Regions from separate parts of the Homo sapiens genome. Here region 1 is linked to region 2. The links are chromatin contacts, found by POLR2A ChIA-PET in ENCODE. All regions are on one chromosome and are shown on one strand. The core of a region is the stretch at or near the end of the contact, and the rest is flanking DNA. Distances in the headings are between cores, read along the strand shown.

Region 1 (7,085 bases), core at 3,781-6,280, 77 kb after region 2:
TGAAGAAAAAGACAAGATACTCAGATTTAAAAGCATAAATGTTCACTCTTCAACATAGTTAGCTAAATTTGGGGAGGTCAAGTTTCCCAAATTCAGGACAAAAAAATCCTTCAGTAGGTCATCCCTGGGTGTGGCTTGTGGTGGTGAATTTGAATAGGTCCCAAAGAAGAAGGCTCTAGAAACTGTTCTTGGCCAGGCACAGTGGCTCACGTCTATATTCCCAGTGCTTTGGGAGGTCAAAGGAGAAGGATCACTTGAGGCCAAGAGTTTAAGACCACCCTGGGCAACATAGTGAGACCCCCTCTCTACACATTTTTTTTTTAAATTACACAGTTATGGTGGCACACACCCATAGTTCCAGCTAGTAGGGAAGCTGAGGTGGGAGGATCACTTGAGCCCAGTAGTTCCAGGCTGCAGTGAGCTATGACTGCACCACTGCACTCCAGTCTGAGTGACAGAGCGAGACCCTGTCTCTAAAAATAAAAAAACAAACCTGCTCTCTGTTAAGCAGTAACAGAGTAATGAGTAATGAGTAATAAAATAACCTTCTTAGGGTAATAAAAATCCCCAGTATAAGTGCCAAATTACAATCCTTTTCTTGGTTCCCATCTTAATCTGTACCAGGTAACAATTTGCTAGAAAGAACTATATACAAGATCACCTTCTTCCTCATATTTTCATGACAATAATGCACCAAGTTTGAAATATTTATGAAACGCCAATAATTAACCTAGGGATAACATCTTCTTTTTTTCATCTGGGATGTATTACCTCAGTTTGCCATCTGAGCAGGAGCTATGCTGATCTCTGAGCCATAAAACACATTTAGTTCATTATTGAATTCAATATATTACCATTGATGTGAATAAAAACACTACCTTCTTTCTAGATGAACAAATGAGAAATACTGTGCATTTAAATAAAATCAAAAGAGAATTTAATACTGAAATTAATGACAAAATAACGTTATGCACCACTAGTGAATAAAAGAGAATATCTGGAATAGTTACTAGCACAATAACTGTTTTGTGTCACTTCCTCCTTCTGCCCAATTCATCTTTTGGTGCATGCTAACAAGCAGTGGAATGGACAGACGCAGCACAAGGGAGGAGCAGCCAGAGTTCCAGATAAGCAAGGTGCCAAGAGTTGCAACAAGAGCTCCTGGAAATCCACTTTATTCAGTGCCCAATGTCTTCTAGGTTGCACAGGGTTCCAATTGTTGCATTTTCTTTCTGAATGAGATTTCAGATCCTTGACCTTGATGAGTATTTATGTTTAATAATTAAGCTCAAAATATACCACAATATAAAGGAAAGCAAATATAAGAATGTCACTAGATCCAAGACTCTAAGCTTCTGCATGCTCTAGTTATCTCTCTCTTAGGTTCTCTGATATTAATATGAATATTTACATGCAATCTGTAGACTAAAGAAGTGTAGCTATGGCCAGGCACAGTGGCTCACACCTGTAATCTCAGCACTTTGGGAGGCCAAGGCGGGAGGATCGCTTGAGCCCAGGAGTTTGGGAACAGCCTGGGCAACATGGGGAAACCCCATCTCTACAGAAAAATTAAAAATTAGCTGGGCATGGTGGCACATGCCTGGAGTCCCAGCTGCTCAGGAGGCTGAGGTGGGAGGATAGCTTGAACCTGGGAAGCAGAGGTTGCAGTGAGCCATGATTGTATTTGATTATATCTCTAAAATGAAAAAAAAAAAAAATCTCTACACTAAACTTTCAACATACAGTCATATGCTGCATAATGACATTTCGGTCAATGATGGACTGCATATACAACAGTGGTTCCATAAGACTATAATACCAGATTTTTACTGTACCTTTTCTGTTTAGCTATGTTTAGATATGCAAACACTACTGTGGTACACTGCCTACAGTATTCAGTACAGTAACCTGCTGTACAGGTTTGTAGCCTAGAAACAATAGGCTATACCACATAGCCCAGGCGTTATACCATCTAGGTTTGTGTAAGCACACTCAGCGATGTTTGCACTTTGACAAAACTCCCTAAATGCATTCCTCAGAATGTATCCCCATATTTACAAGTGATCACATTTTAGATGTGATTTTATTTCCTTATGTAGTAACTGAAGAAATAAACTAGGCTGTCTTTAATCTGACTTCCGTCCTACTTGGGCTGTTTGGAGCCATAGTGTGTCCTGGCTCCTACTCAGAATCATCAACATGCCTGCAAGAGTATAGCTGATAGAACCCAACGTCTTCAGCCTCTAAAAAAACTAACCCATAGCTTCAGCAGTAAGGTAGTTTAACACCTGAAACCATGAATCACTGGACTACTGGAACTCCTCCCAATTCTAGCAGAAACAATTTTTTTAAAGGAGGGAGAAAATGGGAAATAAGGGGAGGGGAAGAGAGGAGAATGATGGAGTGAAAGAAAGGGAAGGAGAGAGGAAAAAACCAGAGGAGAGGAAGAAGAAGAGTGGGGTGCAGAGGGAGAGTAAAGGAGGAAAGAAAGAGAAAGTTACATTGGACTACAGAATCACAGGACAGGGGAGGAAAACAGTCGTGATATACTCTGAGTTAGGAACAAAGTCCTTAAAGGGGAATTCCATGCTCTAGGCATTAATACTTAGCACTTAGCTATGAGTTTTGAAGGCACCAACTGAAAAGTGGTTCCCTTTTTCAACAGCCTTTGCTGGCATATTAGGCTGTTCATATACAACAACATAAAATTAGATTTCTCTTCTTTTTTTTTTGAGACAGAGTTTTGCTTTTGTTGCCCAGGCTGAAGTGCAAAGGCGCGACGTCAGCTCACTGCAACCTCTGCCTCCTGGCTTCAAGCGATTCTCCTGCCTCTTCCTGAGTAGCTGGGATTACAGGCGCACGCCACCACACCCAGCTATTTTTTTTGCATTTTTAGTAGAGACGGGGTTTCACCATGTTGCCCAGGCTGGTCTTGAATTCCTGACCCCCAGTGATCTGCCCGCCTCCCAAAGTGCTGGGATTATAGGCGTGAGCCACTGTGCCCGGCCATAAAATTAGGTTTCTAACTCACTCCAGATAGACAATTAAATCCCAAATGTAAAAGGCAAAATTTAAAAACCTTTCAAAGGCAGCACTGCAAAATAAGGAAGGCTTTTCTTAAATATACAAGGAAAGGCACAAATCCAACAAACAAGATTGAGTCTGGCTCCATATAGTACAGTAGTGAAGCATGGATTCTGGCATAAATGGCTTGGGTTCAAATCTGGCTTTGCTACTAGCAAGTTATTTAGACAAGTTACTTAACCTCCGCATCCATTTCATCAACTGTACTAATGCTCACTTTAGAAGACAATTATGAGGATGAAATGGGTCAACAAATATAAAAGGGCTTAGAACAATACCTGGCACTGAGTAAGTTGTTAGCACTGTTTTTGTACCATGAAAGTGGTTCTTTTAAAAAATTTAAATGTTAAGAGTTCCTAGAATATATTCCCGTCCAAGATCTTTCCACATTTCAGGCATGAACAAGAGATACGTAAAGAGTGAACCAAAGGAATAATGTAATTCAACATTACAATAAAAGTAATATAGTCACCTATGCTAGATATAGTTGGCCTCGTGGCTATACACTTGGCTAGCTAACCTTCCAATCTTAAAAACAACATTACAGGCTAGGCGCAGTGGCTCACGCCTGTAATCTCAGCACTTTGAGAGGCCGAGGCAGGCGGATCACGAGGTCAGGAGATCGAGACCATCCTGGCTAACACGGTGAAACCCCATCTCTACTAAAAATACAAAAAATTAGCTGGGCGTGGTGGCGGGTGCCTGTAGTCCCAGCTACTCAGGAGGCTGAGGCAGGAGAATGGCGTGAACCTGGGAGGCACAGCTTGCAGTGAGCCGAGATCGCGCCACTGCACTCCAGCCTGGGCGACAGAGCGAGACTCTGTCTCAAAAAAAAAAAAAAAAAAAAAAAAATTACAGATGTTGTTATCACTAATTTACAAATGACTTGATTGCCTCCCACCACCAGTTATTACAAGGCAGGATGAGGAAAGCAGCAGCAGTCCCAGCTACTCAACAGGGTGTCTTTTTCTGACCATATCCTGAGGGGCTTTTGTACTCTCCTGTCAGAGTCCAGAGCATCAGTGCAGCAAATACTGCCCATTCACAGCTGATATTAGAATTTGTAATTAATTTGTATAGAAAAAGGTAAAAATCAGTCAGTTAAATATATTTTGACTGTTTATTATATGCAAGGCAATGCGCTAAAAAGCTAGGGATATGGTCAGAAGCCACAATTCTGATCTGTTGCTGTAACAGACTATGCTGCTTTGTCTGCATTGTATCTCTTAATATTAAGAGATAGTTTGTCAGACTTAAATTTATCTATTAACTGATCTGAATTAATTGACAGAAAACAACCCAAGAGAAAATCTAAACAGCAACACCTCAACATAATCAGGGCAGAGTGGTGCCATTTAGAGCGCAGCATTTAACTTAGCTTTGTTACTTAGCTCTGTCTACTTTCTCTAAGTAGATGAAAGTGTCAGAACACAATAGCACCCAGCTTTGAGAATAATCACGTGTAAAGGCAATGTGGTGGAAAGGGCAAGAATAAGAAGACCTAGGTTCAAACCTAGCTTTATCACCTTACTAGCTGTGTGGTTTTGGGTCACCTACTTGTTCTCTTTCAACCTTAGTTTTCTCATCTATACAACAGGGTTATCATTTTCTAATGAGATTTTTTGAAAAAATGTTAAAGATGTATTAAGTCAGATGATGCCTGCCAAACATGGTAAACTAATTAGTTACCTTCTTCCATCACTTAACCTGGCCTGTACGTTCATTAATCAAAATCCAAATACCTATTTGTAACTAGAAAAAATTAATAAATTGACCAGGTGTGGTGGCTCATGCCTCTAATCCCAGCACTTTGGGAGGCCGAGATGGGCAGATCACTTGCGCTCAGGAGTTCAAGACTAGCCTGGGCAACATGCCGAAACCCTGTCTCTAAAAAAAAAAAAAAAATTTGGCCGGGTATGGTGGCACACGTCTGTAGTCCCAGCTACTCAGGAGGCTGAGGTGGGGGGATTGCTTGAGCCTGGAAGGTCAAGGCTTCAGTGAGCTGAGATTGTGTCACTGCATTCCAGCCTGGGTGACAGGGTCCCCCAAAAAAGAATAGTGACTCAGGCTATAATATTCAAGAATCATTCTCACAAGACTTTAGAATGAAGTATATTATATACAATTAGTCTGAAGTCTGTTAATGTGGGAAAATGTTAAAAATTTTCTATTTTCTGAGCATGTGCTAACCAGGAAAAGGAGACGGTAACAAAAAAGGTGCTTTTATTACTGAGAATTAAAAAATACATATAATATTCATGTGCAGACAAGCCAATGTGACTATAGAACTGCTCAATAAGTTCTCCTTTACAAGTTAATTCCTGCTACAAATACTTCAATGATACAGTGTCATTAAAACAGAATATTTCTCAGCCTTAGCTTAATTCTATTTATTTCAAGCAATTGTGATAAGATGAAATTCTAAAGTAATGAAGGGATCCAAAATGCTCAATAGGGTCTATGATAATCTGGCTCTCCCTGAGCTGGTTGTCATGGCTTGTTAGGAAGCTTGTGAAGAGTAGAGGGTCCAAGGAAGAGCTGTTCGAATGATATACCCCTAATCCCACGTTAGGACTAATTACTCTTCTTACTCTTAAAAATCATTTATTTGCTGATGAATTCTAAATGTACACCACTAGCTCACACTTCCCTTAATACTAGACTCAGATATCCAACTACCTACTTAGTATCTCTACTTGCATGTCCAACAGTCGGTTCATTTTTTATTTGTTTTTGAGACAGAGTCTCGCTCTGTCGCCCAGGCTGGGGTGCAGTAGCATGATCTTGGCTCACTGCAACCTCTGCCTCCTGGGTTCAAGCGATTCTCATGCCTCAGCCTCCCAAATTACATGGGATTATAGGTGTATGCCACCACACCTGGCTAATTTTTAGTGGAGGCGGGGTTTTGCCATGTTGGCCAGGCTGGTCTCGAACTCCTGGCCTCAAGTGATCCACCCTCCTTGGACTCCCAAAGTGCTGGGATTACAGGCATGAGCCACCACGCCTGGCCAATTCTTTTTTTTTTCTCATATACCTTATATCCATATCCACTTAATAACAACATTAATAATCATAGTTGCTAATACATATAGTATACTTGCTATGTGCTAAGCACTGTTCTAAACCCTTGGCATGTACATTGTTTAATTCTTTTTTTTTTTTTTTTTTTGAGATGGCGTCTCACTCTGTTGCCCAGGCTGGAGTGCAGTGGCATAATCTCGGCTCACTGCAACCTCCACCCTCTGAGTTCAAGCAATTCTTCTGCCTCAGCCTCCCGAGTAGCTGGGATTACAGGCGTGTGCCACCATGCCCGGCTAATTTTTTGTATTTTTAGTAGAGACGGAGTTTCACCATCTTGGCCAGGCTGGTCTTAAACTCCCGACCTCATGATCCACCCGCCTCAGCCTCCCAAAGTGCTGGGATTACAGGTGTGAGCCACCGTGCCCGGCCTCATTGTTTAATTCTTTATAGTAACACTATGGAATGGGTATTATTATTTATCCTAATTTTATGGCTAAGAAAACCAAAGCATAGGGAATTTAAGTTGTTCAAGATCACAAATTAAAGAAGTACCAGACTCAATGTCTGAACCCAGATAGTCTAGCTACAGAGTATGTGTTATTAACCACTATGTATACACCATATTGTCCTAGCAATGCAACAGTCTCCTATAACTGCAATAATATTTTTATAATTATCTGCAGAGCAGCCAGAGTAGTTCTTTTAAAACATAAGTCAGATTACGACACTCTTTTTATACCTGTAACTTTCCAGTGGCTCTCTAGGTCAGTCAGGGTAAAAGCCAAAGTTCTTACAATGGCCATGATCTACACCTGCACCACTACATCCCATAAACTCCGTGACTTCATCTCTTACTAGTCATCCCTTTACTCCACTGGCATCAGCTACAGTGGCCTCCCCTGTTGTTCCTGGAACATGAGAGACAGGCACCCATGTCAGGGCTTTTCACGCAGTGAGTGTTCCTTCTTTCTGGAGTGCTC
Region 2 (6,626 bases), core at 1,262-3,761:
ACACAGCCGGAATGGCTAGATCCAAGCCTCCAGCGCAGGCCTGCGGGCTCCAGATCCCCGCCCTTAACCACAGCCTCCCCACCCGCCGCTCTGCTGGGAGCCACCAATGGTTGCCAGGAAATCAGCCGCTTGGAGCTGGAAAAACCCTGGGTTTTGAGCTGGGGAAACTGAGGCCCATCAAGGTGATGGCTGCTTCTAGAGAGCTCAGTCACCTCAAACAAAGATAGCGGGCAGAGGCTGGAGAAGGGCACAGGCAAGGGGGTTTGGCCACTTTCCTGGGCCTGGCCTCCACTCCAAGGCCTCTGCCTGCGGGCCCCCCCCCATTATTTACCGATCAGAGCATAAAGTGCTACATGATTAACGCCCCACTGGGGCCTTGCCGGGACTCGTAATGGAGCTGCGAGCTTCCCTCCCCCTCCAGCGCATGATTTATCAAGTTTCAGGGTAAAGGACGGTGGACTAGGCGGGGAGGGCCCCCGCTGGCGCTGGCCCCCAGATCTTGACTGCATCGAGTATCAGCCGAGCAGGGTGGAGCAGGGCCCCTGCCACTGGATGCCTGTCTGGGCGGTCTGTTTGGTTCGGCCCTGGCTCAGACATGGCCTTTGGAAAGAAGAAAACGGCTGTACTTGGGGGGCAGTGAGGATCCAAGTCCACGTGGCTGGCACTCAGAGACTTTCTGGGCTTGTCCCCACTCGGGAACCGGCTGGTTTCCATGGCAATCCCCACATGGCTGTCAGAGCTGGAGAGGCCCTCGGGAGTTACCTGGTCCAGCCACAGTGGGGGCTCCGGGTGAGCGCCTCCGCCCCTGGATCCTGCCAGCACCTGGCAGGGCCAATACAGACCAGCAGCCACAGGGTCCCTTCCGGAACCAGATCAGCCATGTCTCTCCTTTCCCCAAAGCCCTGCTGGCTCCCCGCAGCCCACATGACAGCATCCAAGTCTTTAGCCTGCAGGCAAGGCCCAGCACACTCTCAGCTTCCCCTCGGCCTGCTACCCAAGCCACATTCCAACATCTCTGAGCCTTTGCCCCTATCGTGTGCTCTGCCTGGAATGCCTTCCCCAGCCCCATCTGTCAAGTGCTGCTCCAACCTCCCCTCCTCCAGGAAGCCCTCCCGCACTCCTCTGATGAGCTGGTTAGTGTGTGGCATCTGTCTGATGTCATGACCTCCTCCCTCACCATTCTGGGGGCTCCTGGAGAGGGTCCAATTTGTCTCTCTTGGGGGCTGTCCTGTAGCAAGCTGAGCCTCCTCCCATACTCACATACTCTAGAGAGCTCCCCACCCAGAGCTTGGACGGGCATGCGATGTTACCAAGGAGGTGCTGGCCTCTGGTATGTGTGGGTGGAGACAGCTACAGGCCCGGTAGCAGGAGTCCACACCAGGGGGTCATCCTAACCCCAGCCCGCGACCATGATGGGCGCTGGGGCTGGGCAGCTCTGCAGGCCACCCTGAAAGGCCCTCACTGCTTCTCACAGGGGCCTCGGCGGACGCAGAAGTTCCCTGGGTCTCAGTTTCCTCACCTTTAAAATGGGCCCATTCACCCCTTCCGACACCCTCTGGCTCACACCCCTTCGGTCAAAGATTTTGGAGGAATGAGGGGTCACAGGCGCTACAGCCAGAAGCCTGCTCCACCTGGAGCACCACAGTCACACACCACGGTGTGACCTCAGGCAAGATGCTTAACCCTTCTGGACCTCTGTTTCCCCTTCCATAGACTGGGGATAACAGTCATGTCATTCAGGTTCTGGGGAGATTAAAAGATATGTAAAGTGCTCTGCAAAGGGCTAACACAGAGAAAGTTCTCAAGCAACAACCACAGTAATTATGACATGATGGGGCAGTTCTGGTGTCAGAGGGAAGGCTTCCTTGCCACTCCATGGGCCAACTCCAGGGTCGGAGAACGGAGGCCCAGGTAGGGGAAGGCACCACTCTCTCCCGGGGCTCCTGCCCTCCCGCTCCTGTCCCAGTACACGCCACGCGTCTTTGTTCACGGCAGCAACCAGGACATGGAACCCAGCTGGTTTCCTTAATCTCCATGGAGACCGGGAGTCACAGGCGGGTGAATCGGACTTTGCAGAGGGCGTTTCTGCCGGGCCCGATGCGCGTGGCCCTTGCTGAATGCCGCCAGGCCACTCCAGTCTTCCCTGCGCTCAGCCCACTTTATAGATGGGAAAATGGAGGCTCCAAGAACGGATGGGACTTTCCACAGCTAGGAAGGGGCAGAGGCAGGATTTGAATCTGGGAAGTTGGCCCCAGGGTCCTGCACTCACCTAGCGATGTGCGCCTGCCTGGCTGTGGAAGGCCTCACTGTGGGCGTATCCAGGGCGCTGACAGATCCCCCACTCACCCTCCTGGGTGGACCATCATTCACACTGACCATTGAACCCACATCTCTCATTTGCACACCCAAAGGGCCATGGGCTCACTCCTTCCAGAGGCTGATGATCGCATTTTCAGACAAATGCAACTAGAAGTTCCTTGCCTCCCCTGACTTCCTCAGGAAGCTGGGTCAGCCCCCATCCCCCAGCATGTGGCCTGGCCTCTGCAGATGCCCCAGCCCGCCTGAGTCACTGCTATCACAATGGGCCCTGCCTGAATCTCTATGGCCCAGCCAGAGGGGGAACTGCAGAATTCCCCACCACGGAGAGCTCACAGCTCACCAGCCACCAGGAAGAGGACTCCTGCTTCTATCTGCGGATCCAGACCCTCACTCCCCAGCTGTGTGAGCCAGGGCAAGTCACTTCCCCTCTCTTGGCCTCAGTTTCCCCTTCTGTAAGCTGGGGATGATGATGACGCACTGTCTGCCTGACCAGGGGAGGGGCAGCCATGAGGTCAACCATGTAGGTGCTTATAAAAGGCCTGCAGAGCGCGAGCTCGGCGACGGTTTTTATTCACTCCAAGGAGCCCACAGGCCTCTTGCCTTCAAGACAGTGCTGCCCTGGACTCCTCAGCCCGGGCACTAGAGACCATTCTCTCCATCTCAGTCTCTGTGCTGGGGCTGGGACAGCACCCAACACACCCTTGCTGCACCCAGGCGTCTCACCCACCCCTGCCTGCCTTCAGGCCCTATTTGATCTCATCTCCTCCAAGGCCCTGACCCTCCCTCCTCTGAGCATCCCCTGTCCACTGAGGCCAGTTTTTTCTGGTGTCTTTTCTCCCTCTTGATACTAATACCTGTGCCTGCCATTTCCTGGGCACTGCATGTGAGGTTTTATTTTATGTATTTATTTTTTATTATGGGCAGCCCCCTAAGCCAGAGTAGGCTGAGAGAGACACCCCTGAGATTTTAATCTACCCACATCCTAGGAGGGAGGCATAAGACCTGTTTTATAATGAGAAAGAATGAGGCCCAGAGAGGGTAAATGACTGGCCCTGGGACACACAGCTTATGGACTGTATGCCCATGTACCTGGGGGTCGAGACATTCTCAGGGCTGGGAGGGATGTCTCCTGGTCCAAGCCCTATCTGTTTCTCCAGGCCAGAGGGTCATCTCAGCCAATCCTCCTAGAACCCCCTCTCCTAAATCCTGCCAAGTGTCTCTGCTTGCACCCTTCGTCACTGGGAGATCACTCCCAGCCCCCAGCCCAAACCCAAATGTAAAGCCCATCTTGGAAGCTCTCTCTCCCTCCGCCCCCACCTGGCATCTCAGCCCCTAAATTGGTGCAAAAAAATGTCTTCTTGACGACGTGCACCCACCCACTGCATGCCAGTTTAAAACTGCCTGATGGTTTTTTTTCCACCTTTACTATAAAAAGACACCTTGAAAATGCTGCACTGACATTGGCCTGTCGGTATTCCTTTTGTTTTAAAAATACAAATATTATGGTCATTCATAGGTTGGGGAGAAAGACTTGGGGAAGGAAGGTAGACTCAGTCTGCCCCACCTTGTTGGGTGATGCTGTGCCTCAGTTTCCCCCATCAGTGGCACTCAACAACTTCCCAACTGGCTTGCACTCCAAACAGGTTGTGATTTGAGGAAAGGGATCCAAGCTACATGCAATGGAGGCTAATTTCTTCACTCAGTTTCTCTCAAAATATCTTAACTGCCCCAAATACGTTGAAAACAATCAGGGACAAATTTGGGGACTTCTGAGGGCTGCGGGGACCGAGGTTCTCTGCCTCTGGCCTCACACTTCAGCAGCTTCTCCCTTTGGGTTCTCGGGAAGAAGGTGGAGGGCAGAGGGCAAGTCCTGTCAGCTGGGAACCCGGAATGTCGGGAGGCCATCCTGACCCAGGCTCTGGAGTTGTGGGCGGCTCAAGGGATTCCTGCCAGGGCCCAGGGTTCTTCGTGAGACCCTCAAGCAGGAGCGAGAGGCTGGGTTTCCAAAGGCCTGGCTGAGCTGCCCCACTTGCAGGTCATTCGGCCCTGGGGTCCTGCCCCATGTGCAGCCCCACCCAGGCCACCCAGTGCCAGTGACAGAGAAATCCAGCCAGATGGGACCAGGAGAAAAAAGGATTCTAGGCTCCTGGTTCTCCCCAGACCAAACTCATCCTCTTCCCCAGAGGTACCCCATCACATGCCCCACCCCATGGGTACCAACATCTATCCTGTTGCTGAGCCTGACTCTGGGCAGCTTTCTGCTCCTCCATCCCATCACTCCCCACCACTGGGGCTGCATCCCAGCCCCCAAATCTGTCCAGAGCCCACCTGCCACCCTCCAAGCCCTCAGCACTGCTGCAGACCAGGCCAGCCATGTCTCCAGAGAACAAGGCCGGCCCCATCTCCCCACTGCCATCTGGCACCCACCACAGAGCCTGGCACACAGTAAGTGCTCAAGATATATTTGCGACTGAGTGAAGGAATCTATTCCCGGGAGGCGGCCTCAGCCTCTCAGCCACTCTCCCTCCTCCATTGCTCCTTCTCACCAGCTACCTAGGGGCTTTCTAAAATAATAGGTAGAAGAATTGTAGTCATTGCAAACAGGCGCCAGGTACATAAATGATCTCATTTAATACCCCCAACAGCCCTAAGAGGCAGGTATTCACGAGCATTCCCCTTCTGCAGCGGGGAGACTCAGGTGCCTGCTGAGACCACTCCACTTCTCTGGCTAAAACCCTTCATGGCTCCCAGGACCCCAGGATAAAGTCCAGACTCCCAAGGACGGTCTCCCCAGGCCTCCCTGGCCCTTGTGTCATGTGCTTCCCACTCTACTCGCCTGGCCACGCAGACCCCCTCGAGCCTGCTCACAGCCTTCGCACAGGCTGCTCCCTTTGCCTGGATGCCTTTCCTCTTCTCCGGCCTCACCTGGCTTCCTCCTGCTCCTCCGCCCCCTCCGCTGGGCTCCCTCCACCCTCATTCTCCCTTTGCGGCACGCATTGCCCTGTGTATAAGGGCCTGGTCACACATCCGTCCTCGGCTCACCTGCCCAGCCCACAAGAGTAGAAACAAAGTGAGTTGCCATTGGCTCCCCAGGGCACAGCATGGGACTGGGCTCACAATAGGGACTTAGTAAATGTCTATGGAGGTGTCATCTGGGGCTAGAAGTAGGAGATGGTGGGGTGTTTACAGCTGCAGAACAAGCCAGATTAGGCAACTGCTCTCCAGGACCAAGCAGAGACCTGTGCTAATAATGTCCCTTAGAGTAATAACAAGAAGAACTGCCATCTGCTTGGTGCTTACTGTGTACTGGGTACACTGAGCTGCATTTATCGATTCATCTAGTCCTTAAAACAATGCTTTGGGATAAGGATTGCTTTTACTGTCCCCACTTCACAGATGAAGAAACTGAGGCCCAGAGAGGTTAAGTTCCTTGGCCAAGGTCACACAGCTGGGAAGTGACAAAGTGGGACTTGAACCCAAGCAGCCTGATGCAAAGTCTAGGTTCTGAATCTGTCGCTGCATAGCTGGCAACAGCCTGGAGCAAGAATAATGATCCCTCCCCCACCCCTGCCCATGCTAGAGGCCCAGACCGGGGACCTTGAGCACCTCTGGGAGATACTGCCAAGTGGCACTGGCCTGTGCCCACAGCGGGCACGGCGAAGAGGAGAAGGGTGTGGAAAACACAGGGAGGGTGACCAAGGAAGGCCGCAGCCGGAATCTGTGGCCTTGGGGTGGGGAAGAGGCCCTTCGCCACTCTGTCCTGGGGCTGTGTCCCTGGAGAGGCCCTGTCCCCTTAGGTAGAGAAGCTCCAGCCCCCCTCAGCTGGGTGAGTCACTGCACCGAGGGAGCGGACCGTGGGAACCAGAATGGTTCTTGCCAGAGGGGGAGGGAACCCTGGGCTGGCCTAAGGAATCCCACAGATCAGCTTACACCAAAGGGCCGAGACACAGGGCCTGAAACTACTGGAGGAAGGCCCTCAGTCCACAGGACACTTCTCTCCATTCAGCGACTCCCCACTGAGACCCCCAGTGCCAAACACAGTTGCCTGCGAGATGAAGCTCTGGGGTGGAGATGGTGGATGAACCAACCATGGCACAGGGCAAGCAGCCCCACCACCCTTTGGACTGTCTGCCCTGCTCACCCACCGTGACCTTTACTTTCAGGGTGGCCGGCCAGATGGTGGGCAGTCGTGGGAGACCGACCTCGACCTTGGGAGAAGGAATCTGCATTTTCTCAAAGCCCCAGTGTTGGGCCCGCCCACAGAGGAATGGTTAATCTCATGAAATTCTTGTCACAGCCATGGAGAA

What was found. ChIA-PET counts read pairs that join two places held with the same protein, here RNA polymerase II (POLR2A).
Region 1: POLR2A ChIA-PET joins it to region 2 with 14 read pairs in activated CD4-positive, alpha-beta T cell. The contact joins two enhancer-like sites. POLR2A ChIA-PET finds 5 or more read pairs at or near these places in 3 of 52 experiments (GM12878, HepG2 and activated CD4-positive, alpha-beta T cell).

The regions. Positions count from the first base shown.
Region 1 is chr3:129,672,126-129,679,210 of GRCh38, forward strand. The region is part of intron 4 of TMCC1 (transmembrane and coiled-coil domain family 1); the gene reads right to left. Among named protein-coding and RNA genes, the nearest start is that of PLXND1, 69 kb to the left of the region's middle. Within about 2 kb of position 5,031, at least 2 of the 41 ENCODE cell types and tissues checked have a DNase peak (open chromatin) inside an H3K27ac peak, as active enhancers do.
Region 2 is chr3:129,597,171-129,603,796 of GRCh38, forward strand. All of the region lies in intron 1 of PLXND1 (plexin D1), which reads right to left. Among named protein-coding and RNA genes, the nearest start is that of PLXND1, 6.2 kb to the right of the region's middle. RefSeq lists an enhancer at 5,765-6,626 and a silencer at 6,036-6,330. Within about 2 kb of position 2,512, at least 18 of the 41 ENCODE cell types and tissues checked have a DNase peak (open chromatin) inside an H3K27ac peak, as active enhancers do.